Regions from separate parts of the Mus musculus genome. Here region 2 is linked to region 1. A link is a loop called in an ENCODE intact Hi-C map of the cell type or tissue named here. Cell type or tissue: gastrocnemius. All regions are shown on one strand.

What was found. Peaks named below come from ENCODE experiments on the same cell type or tissue, not always from the same donor. Only the 100,000 strongest peaks of a DNase experiment are listed, where the experiment ranks them.
Region 2: a loop joins it to region 1, with 2.1 times the contacts of the local background. A loop is called at or near these places in 5 of 42 quality-filtered maps.

The regions. Positions count from the first base shown.
Region 1 is chr5:147,426,627-147,434,626 of GRCm38, reverse strand. It overlaps Pan3 (PAN3 poly(A) specific ribonuclease subunit), which reads right to left and starts at 4,471. Exons shown (of 19, transcript NM_028291.5): 1 at 3,618-4,471. The coding sequence starts at 4,047. In gastrocnemius, no CTCF peak of the experiment used is centred here; DNase peaks (open chromatin) are centred at 3,797, 4,195, 4,486, 4,891 and 1 more place; H3K4me3 peaks cover 3,558 bases; H3K27ac peaks cover 2,680 bases.
Region 2 is chr5:147,491,355-147,499,354 of GRCm38, reverse strand. The region is part of intron 5 of Pan3 (PAN3 poly(A) specific ribonuclease subunit); the gene reads right to left. Among named protein-coding and RNA genes, the nearest start is that of Pan3, 65 kb to the right of the region's middle. In gastrocnemius, no CTCF peak of the experiment used is centred here; DNase peaks (open chromatin) are centred at 2,220, 3,195 and 3,608.

The DNA of each region.
Region 1 (8,000 bases):
TCTACAGAGAAGAGTCCCAGGACAGCCTGCTGAGGAGGATACCTCTCCACACAGGCCAGTACCTTCATGTTGGACTTTTCAACCTCCAAAACAGAGATATGCTTCCTTTCCTTGTGGTTTCCTGTAGCCCAGCAAGCCCCTAACTCTTATGTGACAAAGGATGACCCTGAACTTTCTGACCCTCCTGCCTCCATCTACCAAGTGCTGGGATACAGGGCTGCAATTCTTCCTTCCTTCCTTCCCTTTTTAGATACATACGTACTTATTGGGGACGAGTGGCAATACAGTTAGTCTGCGATCAGAGGACTTACAGGAGTTGGTTCTTTCCTACTACCGTGTGGGTCCTGAGGATTGAACTCAAGTTTTAGTTTGACAAATGCCTTTACCTTCAAAGCCATCTTGCCAGACCCTGAAATTCCTGTTTGTTTGTTTTTTTATTAAATTGTTCAATCTGTGTTTTTCGGTTATAGCAACACAAAACTGGACTATGTTTAAACAGGAACTTCAATTAAAAGCTTAAAAATATATACACATGAATATACAATTCCACAGAGGCCAGATGGGGGAACATAAAAATCTATCAAGTAGCAGTTCCACTATGATCTCCTGCCCAGTTACATTATTATTAAAGATTCACTTGAAGAATGCTCTAATAGCACATCAACTAACACAATCCAGATGTTTCTAAATGGCAATATTTGGAATGTGTCATCTATTTTAATTTCCTTGTACACTTAATTAGTTGGTGAAGGCTATCTTTTTTTTTTTTTTTTTTTTTTTTTTCCCGAGACAGGGTTTCTCTGTATAGCCCTGGCTGTCCTGGAATTCACTTTGTAGACCAGGCTGGCCTCGAACTCAGAAATCCACCTGCCTCTGCCCCCTGAGTGCTGGAATTAAAGGTGTGCGCCGCCACCACCACGCCCGGCTGGTGAAGGCTATCTTAAGAGGCTATTTGAGAACAGATTGAATAACTAAGTGTACAAATACAGAACAGCCATTAACTGAAGCCTAGCACAGTGGAAAGGTCAATGAGAAAAGGAGGATGGTGGACTATTATGTTAAAGAAATGTCACAAGGCCAGACAAAGTGACACATGCCTTTATTCCCAGCACTGGGGAGGCAGAGGCAGGCAGATATCTGAGTTGCAGGACAGTCAATGATACATATTAAGATTCTGTCTCAAAAAAAAAAAACAAACCAGAAAAAGAACCACCTGATCCCAGCTATTTAATCAGCTATTAAAATGACAGTATTTAAATGTCCCTAGCATTAACCACCTATAGTCTAAAGATTCTATCTCAGTTGCTTTCTGTTGCTCAGATAAGGAGCGCACCCTCCTGAGAGGAACCCCTAGGGTTTACTCCACCTAAATATACCAGATAAACATGGACACAAGTACACTGTCCTCACACACCCGGCACACATGTACACACGTGTAGCAGCATCACACACCTGGCACACATGTACACACATGCAGCAGCATTACACACCCGGCACACATGTTCACATGTGCAGCAGCATCCCACACTCGGCACACATGTACACATGTGCAGGAGCATCCCACACCTGGCACACATGTACACATGTGCCATTCCTTCAGCTCCTTCCTTCACTTAGTTCTATCCGACCTTCCCAGTTCTTGTGTCCAACTGCGACCTTAGAAAGATCACACGTTAAGGACCAGCACTTTTAGGTGTCCTAGTTTGGAAGGCAGTCACTATGCTGGTTAATTTTTGTCAACTTGACACAAACCACTCACCTAGGCAAGGAAGACTTCCCTCTAATAAACTGGTCTGTGGACATTTCTGTAAGGCATTTTCTTGACTGTCTACTGATGGAGGAGGACCCAGTCCATTAACAGCAGTGGGCCTAGGCTTAAGAAATGTAGCTGAGCAAGCCAGAGTGACAGTATGCAGCCTCCTTCCTTGGTCTCTGCTTCAGTTGCTGCCTCCAGGTTCATACCTTGAGCTTGTGTGTGGCTCCCTCAATAACTGACTCTAATGCATAATAAACCTTCCCTCCTCCCCAAGCTGCTTTTGGTTATGGTGTTTTAAAGCAGCAACAAAAAGCCAACTTAGGACAGATACTGTTTTTTTCATTCCTTACCAATCAAACATTATCCTTAAATGAACCAGAGGCACAACTTCATTTCATACAATTTACCTTAAACAAAAGCTCCACTGGGCATGATGGCAAACCTATACTCCCAGCTCATGAGGCTGAGGCAGGGGGATCAGACAAGTGTGGGCCACAGAGAGAAACCCTGTCTGAAAAAAGAAACAGAAGAGGAGGAAGGGGGCAAAGACAACGCTTGCTTGTTAAGCCTTAGTAGTTAAAGTGCCTACTGCCAAGGCTGACCACCTGAGTTCCAGCTTTAGGACCCATGCTGTAGGAGGGCAATGACTCCCCTAAACTGTCTGTCCTCTTACCTTTCTACATTCATGCTATGTGAGAGCACACTGACAATGACACACACACACACATACATACATACATACACACACACACACACGTAATTTTTAAAAAATTAACGGCTACATCCCACCAGGAAATTAACTTCTTTACAAAGCATCTAAATTTATTACCATTTAAGCTTCGGTAAACAAGAGACCAAAAAAAAAAAAAAAAAAAAAAAAAAAAGAAAAAAAAGAAAGGGGGGGGGCTGTTAAAAATAAATTATCCCAGTAAGTAGTAAACCACTTTATCAGGTTGTTTGTGTTAAAGACAGATTGTTCTGAAGTTCAAGTTAACTTGACTATCAAGTTATCACAAGATCTAAAACTAGAGGAAATCAAGCATCTAATTCTAATGTTCAAAGCATTTACAGTAACAGCAAACTCCACTTAACTTAACAGCTATAACGTACACAGCCCTAAATTCTTCTCACGAAAGCCTTCGGGGTGCGAGACGCTCTTGAGGCCCAGTGCTGAGCAAGTTCACTCGGTATAACGCCATGGGAAAGACAAGATCCCTGCAGACGCCCAGTTCACTTACTCTGGCTTTCCAGAAACCTGCCTGAGCGCAAGTCTTGGGAAATTCCTAACCTAAGCTCTCTATTAAACCTGTGCTTACTTAAAAATAAATAAATGAATAAAGCTGATCTTCATACACCTCTCCTCCCCGCACCCCCACCCCTGGCCCCGGACATCCTTTAGAAGGAGTTCCCAGCCGGCAACTTTCGGCAGCCCGCGCTCCACGCGAGCACGCACCGACACATGTGCTCGCAGACCCAGCCCCTTTCCACGCACACGCGCGCGCGCGCGCACACACACACACACACACACACACACAAACCCGGAAGCGACACCCCCTTGCTTCCACTCCGCAGCCCATCCCCCCTGCTCCCCGCACCCCACTCCCAGCGCCCCCCACCCCACCCCAATTACACCACGACCGTCCGTCCACCCACGCTCCCGGGAACCCGCCTCCCCTAGCTCCGGGGTTTGCCCCGAGCGGCGGAGCCCAGAGAGGAAACAGGAAGAAGGAAGGAGGGCTGCGCAGGGCCTAGGCCTCTCCTGCGGCCCGGAGGTGAGGGGAAGCGGGCAGGCTCAGGCCTCCTCCCCGCGCCCGGACCGCACCAACCCCGCACCGCACCACCCCGCCCGGGCCTCACTTACTCGCCACCCGCGGGCCATCGAGTCCGCCGCCCGCGGTCGCCGCCCCCGGGACGCCCAGCTCCGGCTTCTTGGGCCCCGCGGGCGGCCCCGCTCCCCCGCCCGGGAGCGCTCCCGGAGGAAAGGCGGCCCCGGCCGCGGCCGCTAGCGCCAGCGGGACGCTGTTGCTATGGAGGCCAAGCCCCGGGGCCGCGCCGGCGGCTGGGTCCTCGTGCAGGAACTGACACTCCTCGCCGTAGAAGCACGTCTTGTCCTTGGCGTAGTAGCGGCAGTACTTGAGCTTCACGCCCGCCGCCGCCGCCGGCCCGCCGGGGACGCCCCCGACGCCCGACGAGGCCGCCACCGCCACCGCCACGGCCGCCGCCAGCGAGGACGACGACGGCGAGGCAGCGGCCGAGGGCGGCGGGAGGCCACCGCCGCCGCCACTGTTCATGGCCACGCCGCAGCCGCGTCCCCCGCCGCCACCATAGACGAGGGCGGGAAGGAGCCGCCGCCGGAGCCGGATGGAAGCCGGGCGGGCGGGTTGGGCCCCGCTGAGGGAGCCGGAGCCGCCCGGGGAGGGGGAAGGGCGGGCGGGCGGCGAGCAGGGATTCTCCCTCTCCCTCTCCGCTGTCCTTAAAGGGGCCGCGCGGGACGCCGCGGTGGGCGCGCGGCCGGGGCTGCGGGGAGAAACGACCCTGAGGCGGCGGCGACCGGAAGCTGTGGGGCAAAGGCACGGCGGGAGGGAGCCGCCGGTTTGTTTTTAAACTCTTGCCCTCCGCTCGCTCGTCGGCTCGCGCTCCGGGTCCTCCCGACTTGTTTATGCCATTTTCCTCTTCCTGAGACGCTCGCCGCCTCTGCGCCTGCGCGAGTGGCGCGGGGCCTTGTGGGTAGGAGGCCTGGCCCGGGGGTGGGGGACCGCAGGCGTGGCCCCCACGGGGCGTCCGCGAGCTGACCGGAGGCGGTTGCTTCAGCCCGAGCCCTCGGAGGGAGGCCTTCCCCACGGCGGCGGCGCCGAGGCTCTCACGAGACCCGGTGGTAGTCCGCTTGGAGGGGAAAACACAAAATGACAGTCCGTCTCAGGTCCTTGGAAGGGGACGCAGCCCAACCTCGCTCCCCGGAGAGGAGAGTTTGCTTCCGTTTGTCACGTTTCCTCTCCCTTTCCCTGTGCTCCGCCACCCCTCTAGCCTTTGTTTTTTTTTTTTTGTTTTTTTTTTTTAAATCCTCCCCCTCGAAGGTGATGGACTACTGGCCAGATAGCCTTAGCTTCTGGGCTCTTTGTCAAAAGATGGAGCCAGAACCCTGGATGCCACCAAACCCCTGCTTAGAGCAGCACCTGTTTCCTCCGCTTTGATGGCCCTCGGGATTTTTTTCTCTCAAAGGTGCCACCTGGGACAGTGCTACCTTGGCAGCACGGGAAGACCCAATTCCAAATGTGCTGGAATGTTTTCCTACTCTGCATTCGAAATTCACTTTTTAAAAAAAAGTTTTCCCCTCATTGATTTCCAATTTGCTCCCCCCACCACCACCTTTTTTTAAAGGGGAGAGGCGTGAAGACAATTGAACCGCAGTGAAGTGAAAAATTGATATTAGGGTTTTAGAAATCTTCTCTAAAAGATTTTCTCAAAAGACAAATCCCTGTTATGAAAAGGACGGGTGTGGGCAGCATTTAAGGAATCGTGGCAGCCTGACGAAGTCACAAAAGAATATATAAAGTTTCACACTGCCAAAAGGGTGAGGTTGAGATGCATGCTATATAGATCCCAATCTGGTAAGCCTAGTGATGCTGCCCAGGGAAATTCTAAGCTGCTATCTCTGCGTGGACGCAGTGTTCACTCATTTAAATATCCAACAGGTATTTGTTAATGTTAATTACATGTTCCCAAGGAGCTGGGGATGCAAAAGTTAACCAGATGCAGTCGGACCTGAATTCAGAGGGCTTATTTATCCTCCGGCTAATGAGGCATAAGATGTGAATTAGTGTCTAGTGTTAACATCAGCTGTTAGAGGGGATTTAAAGAGTTGAACTCCTACTGAGAACTGTTGGGGAGTGGGGAGAGTGTTTACAGCATCCTTGAATTCAGACCTGCCTTTGGAACCTGCTTGCTTCTCTGTGTCTCCTTTGTACATTTGAGATTAAGTAAGTATCCACTTCATAATGAGCGAAGTGGTTCATAAAAATGTCCCGTGTTTGGGAAGAATTCAATCTAGCACTTGCTTTTTATTGCTGCTAGGTGTGTAGAGAAAGAGCATTCTAGCCGAAGCTAACAGCTTGTGAAGGAGGTCTCCAGGTGAATGGGGGTAGGGTTTTAGTAGTGTAATGATATCACACAGCTGAGCAGAGTTCGCAGAAGTGCTTTTCAGGCAGTATTAAGGGATTGGACTTTTTCTTGAAGGCAATTAGAAACTATCACAAGGTTCCAAAATGCTAAGTAGCAACATTCACATTTCCTTTAAGAAGAAAAGGGATCCCCGGGCTGGTGAGATGGCTCAGTGGGTAAGAGCACCCGACTGCTCTTCCGAAGGTCCAGAGTTCAAATCCCAGCAACCACATGGTGGCTCACAACCATCTGTAACAAGATCTGACGCCCTCTTCTGGAGTGTCTGAAGACAGCTATAGTGTACTTACATATAATAAATAAAAATAAATCTTTAAAAAAAAAAAAAAAGAAAAGAAAAGGGATCCCCATAAGAACGCCGAGAAGCAATAAAAGAAAGGCAAATTGTCCCTGAGCAGGGGAAGGCCTGAAATTGCCCAAAGTTTATTCATTCCAATCCAGGGCGTACCTAGTGAGTCGTGTGTGCTGTTTGTATTGGATGCTTCATTGGTGTTAAATAAACGTGCATGTCTTAAAGACTTGCCATGGAAGGTGGTGTTTCAGGGCTTGATAAATTTAAGCTACATTCAACATATTGTTCAAACTAACCTTAAATGAGAATCAATGATGATTACATACCAAGCAAGAGCTATGCTAGGCTCTGACATAACAAGACCTGGCCTGAGGATGGTTCAGTCAGGAAAACACTTGCCTTGCGATTGGAAGAACTGAGTTCCAGTCCCCAGAATCCAAGTAAAAATTGCTAGGCATAGTGGTGTGCATATAACACCAACGCTGAGAAAGCAGAGACAGAAGAGCCCGCTGTGCTAGCTGGCCAGCCGATCTAGCCTAATTGGTAGTAGCTGGAGGCCAGGGAGAGACCTCATCTCAGAAAAAGTGGACAGCCTTTCCAAGGATGACACTTGAATTTGTCCTCAGACTTTCAGGTGTACCCTGTACACACATGCACATACATTCATAAAAAAAAAGTATATAGATATAAAATTAAGATGTGTAAGACTGAGCCTCAGAAGTTCACAGGTAGTCATTAGAAGAAGCAGTATTAAAGTTTGTCATCAGTACTACATTTAACAAAATTATATTAAACTATCCTGAACAAATTAGAGAAAAGTAGACTGAGATACTTGGGCAGCTTTGGTAGTGTCAGATTAATCACAATCAAATGTTACACAGTTACCCCTGGGGGTCCTTAAGTATGCAAAGGGTGTCGAGAATGATACATATCCAAATACTCTCTCCTTCACTCATGAATCAGAATTCAGTTGGAGGAACGGGAGTACTTTAACATCACCGATGGCATACTCCCCCCACCCACAAACACATACACCCTGAAAGTAAATTGGCTATAATTTCCTTATCTTGGAAAATTAACAGCTTAAAATACCACTGTTGTCCTTAAACAGATACACACTAAGAAGGTAGCTCTCCTAAGTTGTATATTATAGTGTGGTCATTGCAGTATTACTCAAGAAAGCCAACAAAGAAAGTTGCAAGTAACCCAGACTATAAATGCAAAGAATAATGAAATCAGTAGTGGAGTGTCAACTTGGAATATTATGCAGCTAAAAAAATAGCCATGAAAACTTGCATTTATGATGCTCTGTTAATATTACATGATACAACATTATATTTGCTTTATATGTAATGTTTTGAAAAAATAGAATAAGGATCAGAGTAATTGCTTCCAAACATTAGCCATAGTTTTATTAAGGTGATAAAAGTACATAGATATAGATTAAAAGTATATACCACCACTCCCTACCATGACTTTATACTTTAGTCTCTCAATTCTGAGAAGTAGGTATGTTGTATTCATTAAATTATCCTCTATTTTAGGTTCAAATAAATTAAAAACAATTGAATACTCGTTGGTCATTTCTTTCTACATTTTCATTATATTTTGTCAAAGACTGGTTCAAATTATTAATTTGTACCGAAAAACTTTTTGCTAACATTGGGGAGGTTTAAGAAATAGTCTTTTTCAGAACCTTGACTGTGTTGACGTTAACACTGAAGTAGGACATACCACCGCATGTGCCAGTTTCCCAACTGACACTTCCTGCCAGCT
Region 2 (8,000 bases), 65 kb before region 1:
CCCACTCTAGATCTTTATCCATCCCATTGTTTCTTTGTTTCTTTTTTTTTTCTTTTTTTTTTTTTTTTTTTTTGGTTTTTCGAGACAGGGTTTCTCTGTGTAGCCCTGGCTGTCCTGGACCTCACTTTGTAGACCAGGCTGGCCTCGAACTCAGAAATCCGCCTGCCTCTGCCTCCCAAGTGCTGGGATTAAAGGCGTGGGCCACCACGCCCGGCTCCATTGTTTGTTTCTTGAATTGAGAACTCTCACAATTTCTCCTTGGCCCATGTCACACCTTGTGCTCTGGGGTCAGTAAGTATATTAGGGATCAGTTGAACACACTTCAATATTCACACAGATCGATCTCTTCTACATGACAAATGCACAGATAGTATATAAAGAGGGGACCTGATGGGACACAGCAAGATGCAGGGATATTTCATTTTACCATTCAGAAATCAAAACCTGTCAACTAGTTCTGGAATTTATAATTTCACAGTTTTATATACACATTTGACTAACAGATCAGAAATTGGATATGCTGGTGACTGTTAAAAATTTACATAAATTTTAGTTTGAAAAATATTTAGTAAAGATCCTGTTACAAGGAAAGGTATATGTTCCGATAGTATAAAGATCCTCCCCAAAAGATTCCTCATTCAATTTTAAATAAAATGAATCATAAATAAAAATAAAAGTTTAAACAGTTCAGAGAAGGAAATGAACAGGTAGTATGATCAAATACAGAGCCAAAGCACAGGGGAATTCTGCAAAGACTGACTCTACACCAAAGAACTGGATGTAACTATAGAAGTAGTATACACAGCCAAACAGAGTGCAGCAGAGAAGAGTGGCTGGGCGAAGTGAGGGGCAAGCAGCAAACAGACTGCAAAGGCTGCTATGAGAGTGCAGCCTTACTGCCCGAAACCCTTTCTATAACAGTCATGTTGAGATGATCAGAAAATAAATAAGGTGCTAAGGTACTAAGTGAGAAATTAAATTCTTAAAATCAGAGTGGGTCCCAGTCAAGAATTCACTCGCTTTTATTTATTTGTGTGTTTGTTGTTATAAACAGTGTTTTACTCACTACTACTAGGATCTGGCCTGGAAATCACAAACCTACCCCAGCCTTCTTGTGGGTGGTCCTGGGGCTGCTTATATTTTGGTGTTAATTCTGCTCCCTCAAGAGGGGCTGCTCCGACGAGGAGTGGATCACTTACTCAGGTGATTCCATGTGAGCCTTCTCCCATTTTAACTGTCAGATAAAGGCTAGAGCCTGCAATTGGGCAGTGAAAGGAAAGATGAGGCTGGAGGTTTGGGGGGGGGGGGGGGGGAGAAGACGACAGAGGAAGTGAAGGTGGAAGGAAAATGGAACTAAACCACAAGGCCCAGAGAAGCCACAGGAGCAAGGGCTCATAGCTGGGGAATAGAGTAGTGTGCTGGTGAATCTGCCCAGTCTAGGCAGGCAGCTCATAAATACTGTAACTGAGCTGTGTGTTTTACCCGGGCCTATTGGGATTAGAGATTTACTGCCATACCTTTCTGATGGCTTGGATTACAGCCTTGTACTACCATGCCCAGAAAGAAATGTATATTTGGTGGAGGGGGGCGGGGAGAGAAAACTTGAGCTTAAGTGCCTTTTAATTGGACAAAAGGGGGAAAATGTGGGTATGCTGCTTCTTAGTAAATTGTGCAAAGATTAGAGCCATGTTAATTTTCATAAGATTTCAATTAGGTCTTTATAGCACTAATAGTTCAAAGCAATAGTGCCTTCTTACTGAATACTAGTTTAAATTATTAAAGTGGAGCAGAAAGAATTCGTTACATATTGCATATAAAACAAACACTTCCCTCTTTTGGAGGGGGGCAATGCTTTCCCACTAGCTTTAGTATATACAACAATTGTACAACAAGACCAGTCTAAACATCTGCTTAAAAGCTTGTACACAAATCTGCCCTCTGATATATTACTCATATAATTCAGAATCATTTTTAGTAGTTATATATGAGAAGCAAAAAACACTTGGGCTAACTTTAACATCCCCAAATTTTCAACATTTAAAATACTGGGGATGTGCTAATATTTCCTTTAACAACATTTAGTTTAATACAACATCTAAGCGTTTTTGACTAAAGCATTCTTCATGACACAAGCGCATGTGGATGGGCTGTGTGCATCCATGCAGAGAGGTGAGCATCTGCTCTCCTCCTCAGCTCCTCACCACTGTGTATTTTGTGACAGGTTCTCACTGAACTTGGAACTCACCAAGGGCAGACAGACAAACTGGGCTGCAAGGCGGAGGCTCCTCTGTCTCTGCCTCCCAGTGCTGGAATCCCAGGAGCACGTGAACCCTGCCCAGGGTGTAATGAGTGCTAGAAACCCAAACTCAGACACCAACTTTATCCACTGAATCCAAACTCCAGCCCAAACACAAGGGGTTTTCTATTTCAAATGTGTTCTTTCCATAGAAACAAAGAGAGAAACATAGAAACCTAGAAGAAGAAGAAGAAAAAAAAAAAAAAAAAGAAAACCTCAGGAGCTCTCACAACAGGGATATTAGATAGATTTCAGAAAGAAAATGTGTGCTTGAAAGACCATGAAAAAAAGCCAGCATCACCTTTACTCTGACCAGATAAAAAGTTAAAAACACAAAATCTGCAACATAATAAAATCCATACAATCAAAGAATATCTCTCATTTATAGGAGAAAAAAAAAATCACAATCCCAAGAATAAAGTTATTACAGGAAACAATATACTTGAGAAAAATCTCCAAAACTTGTATTTTTTATCTAGAGAGATGGTCTTGCTGTTTAGTTAGCTAGCCAGGAATAGGTAATCCTCCTGTGTTAGCCCAGGCACTGGGCTTATAAGCATGAATCACCAGACTCAGTGCAGAACCAATTGTTAAGTAACAAGTGGGGGTGAGGATGTAACTCAGGGGTAAAGCACTTGCCGAGCAGAAGGTAAGGTCCTAGGAAGTACCTAACAGAATTTAAAACTAGAATACGAGTACACAAGCAATAGAGGAGTAACATATTAAACAAGGACAGAAAACTCTAGCCATGAATAGTACTTTAATTCGTCATTGTTAATTTAAGAAAAGGCCTTCAAGGAGTGAGTGGGTGCCACGGGCACAGGTGGAGGTCAGAGGATAGTTGTGAATGGTTGTTTTCTCCTTCCACCAAGTATTTCCCTGGCATCAAATTAAGTTTGTTGGATTTGGCACCAAGCCCCTTTACCTACTGGGCCATCTGGCTAGCCCTAAAATAACTTACAAAAGGTAAATAATTTTCTATTGTTAAGGCACACAAAATCTTGATTCACAACAGAACAATGCTGGATCCAAGACTTTCCAGGGTTTGTGGTAATTGATGACATTCTTATTTTGAAATCCTTTAATAGCCAAATGAGCAGCTATCAATTAATCAGTAAATCAAGAATTAAAAATTATGAAATGAGACCATAAAGATAAACTTTGTTGGGAGCTGGAGAGATGGCTCAGTGGTTAAGAGCACTGACTGTTCTTCCAGAGGCCCTGAGTTCAATTCCAGACAACCACATGGTGGCTCACAACCATCTGTAATGGGATCCGATGCCCCCCTCTGGTGTGTAGGCATACATACAGGCAGAACACTGTATATACATAATAAACAAACAGATGCCAGGTGTGATGACACAGGCCTACAATGAATTCCAGCACTTGAGAGGAGGCAGCAAGACTACTGTAGGCCTGAGCAATGCCAGCCTGAGGGATACATACCAAGATCCCTGTGCCTTGGGGGAGAAGAGGCAAGGGTGTCTTTCACATGAAGCAAATATAAACAAAAACTAGAAAATGTTTCATATTAATCAGGTGTAGCTACTTACTAATCGTCATTATATCATATAAAAAGTAGTTTTTCTGGGAGGCACAAGCAGGCGAGTTTGAGGCCAGCCTGAACTACAAAGCAAGGTCCAGGAAAGCCAGGGCTATGGAAAGAAACTCTGTCTTAACAAACAAACAAACAAACAAACTGAAAGAACACCAAACAACTGCCCCCCCCCCCCGAGTGATAATTGCTTCTACACCTTCTCAGAGCTTTGTTAACTTCCCTAAACCGTAAAAAACAAACACACACAAACAAAAACCTTTCATAGGAGATATGGGAATGTGGCCAAGATAAGTGCAAGTTAATCTATGTCTGGTTTTCCTGTTAATAACTAGACAACTTTTAAAGTATAATCATACTTCCCTTTGGTTAAGCTGCATCAATGACAGAAAAGATACATGGACGTTAGAAACATCCATGCATGAATCATAAAGTGATTATGAGACCTAAAGCTTCCTCCCATCCTGAACAACCAAAGTCCTACATTGTCCACTCACAGCATCGACGCCCAAGTTTTATCAGTCGTGTACTTTTCAGCAGGATATGGTGGAGACTCCCACCCATAGGATCACTTTCCTTCCGACATCGCCATATCCTGATCTTCCTTCCCTTCAACCTAACAAGCCCTGCCCTACAAACAGCAGAATCGCTTCAGCCTTCACCCTTGCAATATCGTGTACAACACAGAAATCAAACCCCTAAACTCTGTGTAACTCACCCACCTTGCTCACGGTCTTTTATGTAGATCTTTCTTTTGCCTCTAATGTTTGAAGAAAACAGAAAAGTGACCTGGGTGTCCTCAAACCTGCTCTAAGACCTGAGATGACAGGCTCTTCTGTGGTCTTTTCACTGGTAGCATTTAGATTACTTCAAAGGAACATCAGAACAGAGTGGGGTGCTTGCTTCAGCAGGAACAGCTAAAACTAGACTGTACAGCAAAGATAGGCATGCCCCCCACACGTGTGAGAAACCAGCCTCACCAACACAGGCATGCCGTGTTTTCTCTCACAAGCCGAATCTAGATTTTAAAGTAGTAGAAAGGTAGTGGATTGGGGAAAGGACAGAAAGGCAGGAGAAGTAACAAACTTAAAACTCTTACTTTGTGCACTAGTATATAAAAAGATGAAGTGTTAGAATGAGCACATGAAAGGATGGATACCACATTCATTTTTGGAAGCAAAAGAACAATTTTTTTTTCCTTCTCAGTTCACGTAGAGGTAGCTAGGTCAGTTACTGTAGCTGCTTTGATAGTCTTTTATCAGCAAAAAAAGGAGATAGAAGTGGGTTACAAAATTAAAATACAGACTCAAAATACTTAAATAATACTTCAAAGTTTTCAATTGTAAGTACTTTGCATCAAAAGAGACAGAACTCTAGCACAACTACTTAAGTAGCGTAGCATTGATCCTGACTGGAGAGAGGCCACAGGACAAAGTCCCAGCTTTCCCACGTACTCTTCTACACGCAGCTTCTAGCTGACTAGAGAAATGTTGAGAAGAGATTTGAACACCTGCCCTCAACTATTTTATAACTAAGAAATGCACTTCTGTTCTATGTAGTCTCCGCATTGGGGAAGTGTGTCTACAGCTTAACCCACATAGTTGTTTTAATAGCACGTGGGCATACTGCCCCACCCCCAACAAGTGACCACTAATAGTTACTAGTTTCAGAACCAGTACTCTAAACATGGAAAGTTATTTATGAAATGGGGGGGGGGGGGGGCGCACAGCGCGTGCAGGGGGCAATCCCATTTTAGTAACGTCAGTGTGTGCAAGATTCATGACCAAATAACCTAGAACTAAGTGCTCAGGATAACCCTCCTCCCACATCAGAGGTGCTCTTAGGAGTCTTCACTGCATGTTTATGTATAGTAGGAACAAGAAAGGGCAAACGACGTCTGTAGTCCTCCTTTCACTGAGACCCTTTACATGTGCCCTGTCCTCTAAGACAACTATATGCACATCTAAAAGACAAAAGGAGTAACAAAAATAACCTTAATAATCAAGCTAAGATTCAAATGATAACTGAGCAGGAAGAGCTACAACCATCCAGATGACTCACTCATCCAGATGACTCCTGCAGAGTGAGGCCTGCCCCTTAGCTACACAAGCAACCACAGCAGCAACTGTACTCTGTAGGCTTTCTCCACGGGGTGTCTACAACAATAAGCTGAAAAGTGACAAGAAATGATGGTGACTGGAGCTGTAAACCCATTTGATTAGAAGCAGGGAGAAGGACTGACTTTTCTCTCTCCACTCACATTCACCTAAGGCTCACAAATGATCTAGGCTTTTGTTAACATACGTTCTCTCTGCCTCTCAGTTCAGTCACGAGCAGAGTTCACTAATGCAACAGGCTCTTGCCGACAGAACTCCCTTAATGTCCACCTATAAAACAAAGGTAAACTAGGTAGGATTTTTATTTCCACACAAGTATGGCAAGGAAGATCACAGGACATTCAAATCCCTTTCTCATCTAACAGAAGAATCACCATTCTGTTTTTGTTATTTCTCTTCATAGTTTTATTTCTATAACTTGATTTCTACACCTTAAATGTCACTGAACAATACCATTTCAGATTTTAAACTGTCTTCATTCAGAAACAAAGTAGTATATAGAAAGCCAAAGGACTATTTGGTAGAACTGTCCAGGTTTCAAATGTGTCAAGTCATATTCATTATCAACAATACAATCATATCTAAGAACTACAGGCGTTTGCTATAGATGTAGGTCACTGAATCTACCAATTACCATTGAAGGGAACCTACCCCTTCCCATCCAGCCCCTCCCTTCAGCTCAGGGACAAGACAGCCAACAGAATGGAATGCACACTGGAAAACCACAACTGGACCTCTCAAGTCTAACAGGTAAATTAAGCAGGGCCCTCCCCAGCCAGTAGCATCTTAACTACTAGTAGCTAGTTAAGCCTTACCTGACATGACTCCAAGCCAGCTGCAGCAGCCACATCCCCCTCTGCGCCAAAAACGTCTTGCCTCTCAGTTTCCTGAAATTCCCAAGTAGGACAGGAATACAACCAGATAGCATCCCCAACCTGGGTATGGTCTAGAGTTTCACTGCCAGCAACCTTCCCCAGGAGACCAGTCTGTGTCTGCACCTGCACTCACGCAGCAGCCGCTTTTGGGACCAACTCTACATTAGAGGACAACAAAATGCTCCTCTGCTCAAAAACTCTTGACGGCCCTGATCTTAACAGTAAAATAACTGTTAACTTTTTACATTTGTTTTTAATTAAATAAAGTAATTCTCAAACTAGATAACCTTAAAAGATTTGAAAGATTATGCTGAACATACCTGAAAAACAAAGTGGTTACAAAAAGAAGGACACGTGCAACTTTAAAATAATACTTAACAAATCCTTCAAAGCTGCTAATAGGAATGATCAGTACCTAACCACACAGACTTCTAGTTCTGATGCTCTGAAACTTTGAGATTCGTTTGTTTGACTTATTCAACTATATAAATTAAACATTAATTCTTAAAAGTTCTTCAAAAATACTTACTGAATTATTAAAATTCACTGTATTCAAGAAATGTACATCAGCTAAGAAATTATTTCCCAATAAAAAATTGGTTTTTTTTTTGAGTAAGCTTTATTAAGCACTGCAAATACTTAAATTTGTGGTAGATTAGAAACAAATAATAGTACTTTATAAAAAATTATAGTACTTTAATCAAGAATGATCTCTATTAAAAGAAATATAAAAACAATTCAGAGAAATCAATTCAGATTAAAATTTCAAAATAAATTTGTGGTAGAATTACTTAAGAATTTCATAGAATCAATTTTAGGGTGGTTTTGAAAAATAATTACAAGGAAACGTGTTTGAATTTCTCTCCTGCTCACCATGATTATGTTTAGAACGCATCAATCTATGAGTTTGCAATATCACATTCTTAATGGACACAAGACAATTAAGGTCGTAGCCTCTGAACCTTCATGCTCTAACTCAGGGATTCTGAACCATCAGATGCCCGCTGTTGGTCATTTCCAGCTGAACATAGCTGGATATCCGCATATGAATACAGCAGATACAGCAGGCAGACATAGCTGTGGGTTTCATTTTACCCACAGCATTCTCTCATCCTTACAATTTATAGAAGGTATTTTTTTAACCTATACATTTTGTC